2 separate regions of the Homo sapiens genome follow, and region 2 is linked to region 1. A link is an interaction called in ENCODE POLR2A ChIA-PET data of the cell type or tissue named here. Cell type or tissue: IMR-90. All regions are shown on one strand. Links, peaks and the distances in the headings refer to the core of each region. The heading gives the core; the rest is flanking DNA.

What was found. ChIA-PET counts read pairs that join two places held together with the same protein. Peaks named below come from ENCODE experiments on the same cell type or tissue, not always from the same donor. Only the 100,000 strongest peaks of a DNase experiment are listed, where the experiment ranks them.
Region 2: POLR2A ChIA-PET joins it to region 1 with 5 read pairs; 4 of 35 experiments call an interaction of 5 or more read pairs at or near these places.

The regions. Positions count from the first base shown.
Region 1 is chr12:52,936,421-52,939,330 of GRCh38, reverse strand. It overlaps a transcript of KRT8 not described here. Among named protein-coding and RNA genes, the nearest start is that of KRT18, 11 kb to the left of the region's middle. In IMR-90, for the core only: no CTCF peak of the experiment used is centred there; a DNase peak (open chromatin) is centred at 1,250.
Region 2 is chr12:52,829,316-52,832,225 of GRCh38, reverse strand. KRT79 (keratin 79) reads left to right here. Exons shown (of 9, transcript NM_175834.3): 2 at 600-820; 3 at 1,934-1,994; 4 at 2,108-2,203. Among named protein-coding and RNA genes, the nearest start is that of KRT79, 3.5 kb to the left of the region's middle. In IMR-90, for the core only: no CTCF peak of the experiment used is centred there; no DNase peak of the experiment used is centred there; H3K27me3 peaks cover 411 bases.

The sequences.
Region 1 (2,910 bases), core at 217-2,716:
TTTCACCATGTTGGCCAGGCTGGTGTCGAACTCCTGACCTCAAGTGATCTGCCCGCCTCAGTCTCCCAAAGTGCTGGGAGTACAGGCGTGAACCACCATGCCTGGCCAAGTTTATTCTTCTAAGAAACTGCCAAAGTAGCTGTACCATTTTGCATGCCCCCAGTAACATGATGCTCTGTATCCTCACCAACACTCTGTACTGTCTGTCCTTTTTTTATTTTTATTTTTTATTTTACTTTTTTTTAAGATACAGGGTCTTGCTCTGTCACCCAGGTTGGAGTATAGTGGTTCTGTCATAGCTTACTATAGCCTGGAACTCCTGTGCCCAAGTGATACTCCTGCCTCATCCTCCTCAGGAGCTAGGACTACAGGCCCATACCACTAAACCTGGCTGGTTTTAAAAATTCATTTGTAGGCCAGGCGCGGTGGCTCACGCCTGTAAGCCCAGCACTTTGGGAGGTCAAGGCGGGAGGATCATGAGGTCAGGAGATCAAGACAATCCTGGTTAACACGGTGAAACCCCGTCTCTACTAAAAACACAAAAAATTAACCGGGACTGGTGGCAGGCACCTGTAGTCCCAGGTCCTCGGGAGGCTGACACAAGAGAACAGCGTGAACCTGGGAGGCAGAGCTTGCAGTGAGCTGAGATCGCACCACTGCACTCCAGCCTCGGCGACAGAGCGAGACTCCGTCTCAAAAAAAAAAAAAATTCTTTTGTAGAGAGGGGAGTCTTCCTTTGTTGCCCAGGCTTGTCTCGAACTATTGGGCTCAGGTGATCCTTCTGCCTCGGCCCCCCAAAATGCTGGGATTACATGCCTGAGCCACTGTGCTTGGCCTGTTATTAAAAAGGAAAAACAAAAGTTAGGCTGGATGTGGAGTCTCACACTAGTAATCACAGCACTTTGGGAGGCCGAGGCAAACGGATCACTTGAGGCCAGGAGTTCAACACCAGTCTGGGCAACACAGCAAAATCCCAGCTCTACTAAAAATACAAAAAATTAGCTGGGCATTGTCCATGCTTGTAATCCCAGCTACTCGGGAGGCCAAGGCACGAGAATCACTTGAACCCAGGAGGCAGAGGTTGCAGTGAGCTAAGGTCATGGCCCTGCACTCCAGCCTGGGCGACAGAGCAAGACCTTATATATAAAAAAAAAAAAAAATATATATATATATATATATATATATATATATATAGCTTTCTAGTGGGTGTGTAATGGTATCTTGTGGTTTTAATGTGTATTTTCCTAATGACTAATGATATTGGGCATCTTTTCATGTGCTTATTTACCATCTGTATCTCTTTATTTTTGGCAACTTTTTTTTTTTTTTTTGAGATGGAGTTTTGTTCTTTTGCCCAGGCTGGAGTGCAATGGCACGATCTCGGCTCACTGCAGCCTCTGCCTCCTGGGCTTAAGCAATTCTCTTGCCTCAGTCTCCCGAGTAGCTGGGACTACAGGTGTGTGCCACCATGCCAGGCTACATTTTTTTGTATTTTTAGTAGAGACAGGGTTTCACCATGTTGGCCAGGCTGGTCTCAAACTCCTGACCTCAGGTGATCCACTTGCCTTGGCCTCCAAAGTGCTGGGATTACAGGCATGAACCACCATGCCCGGCCTGTTTTCTTCTTCTTTTTTTTTTTTTTTGAGACAGAGTTTCACTCCCTCACCCAGGCTGGAGTACAGTGGCGGGATCTTGGTTCACTGCAACATTTGCCTCCCGGATTCAAGTGATTCTTGAGCCTCAGCCTCCAGAGTAGCTGGGATTATAGTCACATGCCACCATGCCTGGCTAATTTTTGTATATTTTGTAGAGACAGGGTTTTGCCATGTTGCCCAGGCTGGTCTCAAACTCCTGAGCTCAAGCAATACTCCCGCCTCAGCCTCCCAAAGTGCTGGGATTACACGCTTGAGCCACTGCACCCTGCCCCATCTGTATCTCTCTCTCTTTTTTTTTTTTTAGAGACCGAGTCTTGTTCTGTTGCCCAGGCTGGATTGTGCAGTGGCACAGTCTCAGCTCACTGCAACCTCTGCCTCCCGAGTTCTAGCAATTCTCCTGCCTCAGCCTCCCAAGTGGCTGGGATTACAGGTGCATGCTGCCACACCAGGCTAGTTTTTTGTATTTCAGTAGAGACAGGGTTTCACGGTGTTGCCCAGGTTGGTCTCAAACTCCTGAGCTCAGGCAGTCCACCCGCCTCAGCCTCCCAAAGTGCTACGATTACAGGTGTGAGCCACCATGCCCGGCCTGTATCTCTTTTTTGATGAAATATCTGTTCAGATCTTTTGCCCATTTAAAAAATTTGGTTGTCTCTTTTTTATTATTGAATGTTGAGAGTTTTGAAAATATGTCTGGATTCAAGTTCTTCTTCATGAAATTTGCAACTATTTTCTCCCAGTCTGTGGCTATCTTTTCATTCTCTTAATGTCTTTTGAAGAGAAGTTCTTAATTGTGACAAAGCCCAGTTTATCAAGTTTTTATTTTATGGATTATGCTTTGATGCTGTATTTAAGAAATCTAGCAGCTGGGCACAGTGCCTCACACCTGTAATCCCAGCACTTTGGGAGGCCAAGACGGGCGGATCACCTGAGGTTGGGAGTTCAAGACCAGCCTGACCAAAATGGAGAAACCCCATCTCTACTAAAAATACAAAAAAATTAGCCGGGCATAGTGGCCCATGCTTGTAATCCCAGCTACCCAGGAGGCTGAGGCAGGAGAATCGCTTGAACCTGGGAGGCAGAGGTTGCAGTGAGTGCAGATTGCGCCATTGCACTCCAGCCTGGGCAACAAGAGTGAAACTCCATCTCAACAACAACAACAACAAAAACAACAGAAGAAATCTAGCTCCGCAACATAGTGAGACCGCTTTTCTACAAAACATAAAATAATAGTCTGGTGTGATGGTGTGCACATGTA
Region 2 (2,910 bases), core at 113-2,612, 110 kb after region 1:
TACAGTCATAGCTCACTGCAGCCTCCATCTCTTGGGCTCAAGTGATCCTCCCACTTCAGCCTCCTGAGTAGCTGGGACTACTGGTGCATGCCACTACACCTGGCTAATTGTCTTGATTTTTAGTGGAGACAGTCTTGCTATGTTGCCTAGGCTGGTCTTGAACTCCTGAGCTCAAGCACTCCTCCAGCTTCAGGCTCCCAAAGTGTGTGATTTTAAACAGTTGATTTACATTTTAAACAGATGATTTTAATGCAGAATTAGGGGTCAGAAACATAGATCTAGTCCAGTTTATGCAGGACAAGTGAGAGAGGGAGACTCAGAGAGAAATGATTCGACCAAGGTTACCAACTAGTAAATTGGTACTGCTACTGAGCTGGGCTTTTGTGCTTATTAACTTGGTAGAGTTCTTTCCATCAGATTGGACGGTCGTTTCCAGCAGTCTATTCCCCTAAGGAGTGCCTCCCCACAGCAAAGTGTAGGTGCGGCTGCAGCGTCCCTATGTTGCCCTGGCCTTGGAGGGGAGGTGGCAATGGACCCCATCCTTGGCTCCTCTGGTGACCGGAGGGTGACATCAGCCCACCCTTTCTGCTCTGGCTCAGGTGCGGTTCCTGGAGCAACAGAATAAGGTGCTGGAGACCAAGTGGGCACTGCTGCAGGAGCAGGGCCAGAACTTGGGTGTCACCAGGAACAACCTGGAGCCCCTCTTTGAGGCCTACCTGGGTAGCATGCGGAGCACGCTGGACAGACTTCAGAGCGAGCGGGGGAGGCTGGACTCAGAGCTCAGGAACGTGCAGGACCTTGTGGAGGACTTCAAGAACAAGTGAGGAGAGCAGGCCAGGCGGGGCCATGTGGGAGTGAGGAGGGGCAGTGGGAAACCTGCCAAGAGGGCCACCCCATTCCCAGGGTCCCAGGCCCACCTGGGGGATGCACAGACAGAGCTGGCTCCCTCAGGTGCTCAGGTCCAGCACCTGCTGCCACCTGGAGAATTGGCAGGTTTGTTTGTAATTTAAAAAAGTTTTTAAAGTAGGGGGAATAGTATAATGAACCCCATGTTCCTGTCACCCAGCTTTAATCATTATCAACTCATAACCAATCTTGTTGCATTTTTTACACCTCCCCACTTCCCTTCTTCCCGTGTAGTCTTTTTTTTTTACCTTTGCCTTTTTCTACGTGTTCTGATTCCCTTGTAGTCTTGAAGCAAATCCCAGACATCTTGTCATTTCATTCACTAATATTTTACAAGTTATATTCATATATCTGCATGTGAATGTAGTTCATCTATGACTCAGTAAAACATACAGTGGCATAATCACACCTAAAAAATTTTAAAACAATAATTCCTCAATATCATTAAATATCCAGCCAGTTTTGAATTTCCAGTGACCCCATACATGTCATAAATTTAAAAAATACAGCTTATTTGACTCAAGCTCCAAAGGTTTATATATTATAATTGGTTGATATGCGTATTTATAACTTTTAAACACGCACATTTAAAAATGACTTTTCCCATAAATTGACCATGGCAATTTCTAAACCTTAAAATCTCATCAAAAGTGGTTGGGGAGGAGTTAGCTGGTTTGAATGACACTGTGTTGTTGAAAGTGATGGTAAAGGTCAGCCACTGTTGACACATCTTCACTTGTCCCTCTAAAGCCTCCTAAGGGCTTGGATCCAAAGAGATGGCAGCTCTTGATTGCCATATTATTGCACAAATTCTGTGCCTCTTTCCCTAAAATGGGGTGGGGAGAGAGAATGTTTAAATCAAGGCAGACCCCATGTTTCTTCACTGGTTGGCTACATTAAAGAACTGCTCCCCAGAGGTGTTCTTGATCAGTGAGGGACCCATCAGGGCTTCTGTAAGGCTGAGTGGGTCCCATGCCTGAAAGGCAGAGCCAGGCTGAGCCTGGCCTGAGTCTCCCATGTGTAACAGGTACGAGGATGAAATCAACAAGCACACTGCTGCAGAGAACGAGTTTGTGGTGCTCAAGAAGGTGAGCCGAGTGGAGTGGGGGAGGTGGTCCTTTGGCTGCCAGGGTACTGGGCTGATTCGGGGAGAGGGGACATCCCTGGGGCCTGAGGATCTGTCTTGCTCTCTCGTCCCCAGGATGTGGATGCAGCATACATGGGCCGGATGGATCTGCATGGCAAAGTGGGCACCTTGACCCAGGAGATTGACTTCCTGCAGCAACTCTATGAAATGGTGAGGTGGCCAATGGGCAGGGAGAGTTTGCATACACTATAAACAGCACTGGGCGTTTTCCATGGAGGTCTGACCTGAATTCACCAGTGCAACCTCATTGGTGGAAGATGAAACCTTAACACTTTTTTTTTTGAGACGGAGTTTCGCTGTGTTACCCAGGCTGGAGTGTAGTGGCACAGTCTTGGCTCACTGCAACCTCTGCAAAGCGATTCTCCTGCTTTAGCCACTGGAGTAGCTGGGACTACAGGTGCCTGCCACCATGCCCAGCTAATTTTTGTATTTTTAGTAGAGATGGAGTTTTGCCATGTTGGCCAGGCTGGTCTTGAACTCCTGACCTCAGGTGATCCACCCGCCTTGGCCTCCCAAAGTGCTGGGATTACAGGCGTGAGCCACCGCACCCAGCCTAAAACCTTGACACTTTAATTAATACTAGCTTCAACTTATTAAGTGCTTTTGATGGGCCAGGCACGGGGGCAAACTTTTAACATAATCTTCTCAATAACCCCAGAATGCAAGAACTATTATTGTCTCAATTTTATAGTCAAGGACCCTGGGGCTCAGAGTTGCTCGTGGTCACATAGCTAGGAAGAAGCATGCTAGAATTCAAATCTGGCTCTTGAACTCCGAAGTCTGACTCTTACCACTGTTATATTGCCCTCTTCCTGCCCGGTTTGTAATGGAGCAAGGGATGAGGGAGCAGGAATGGG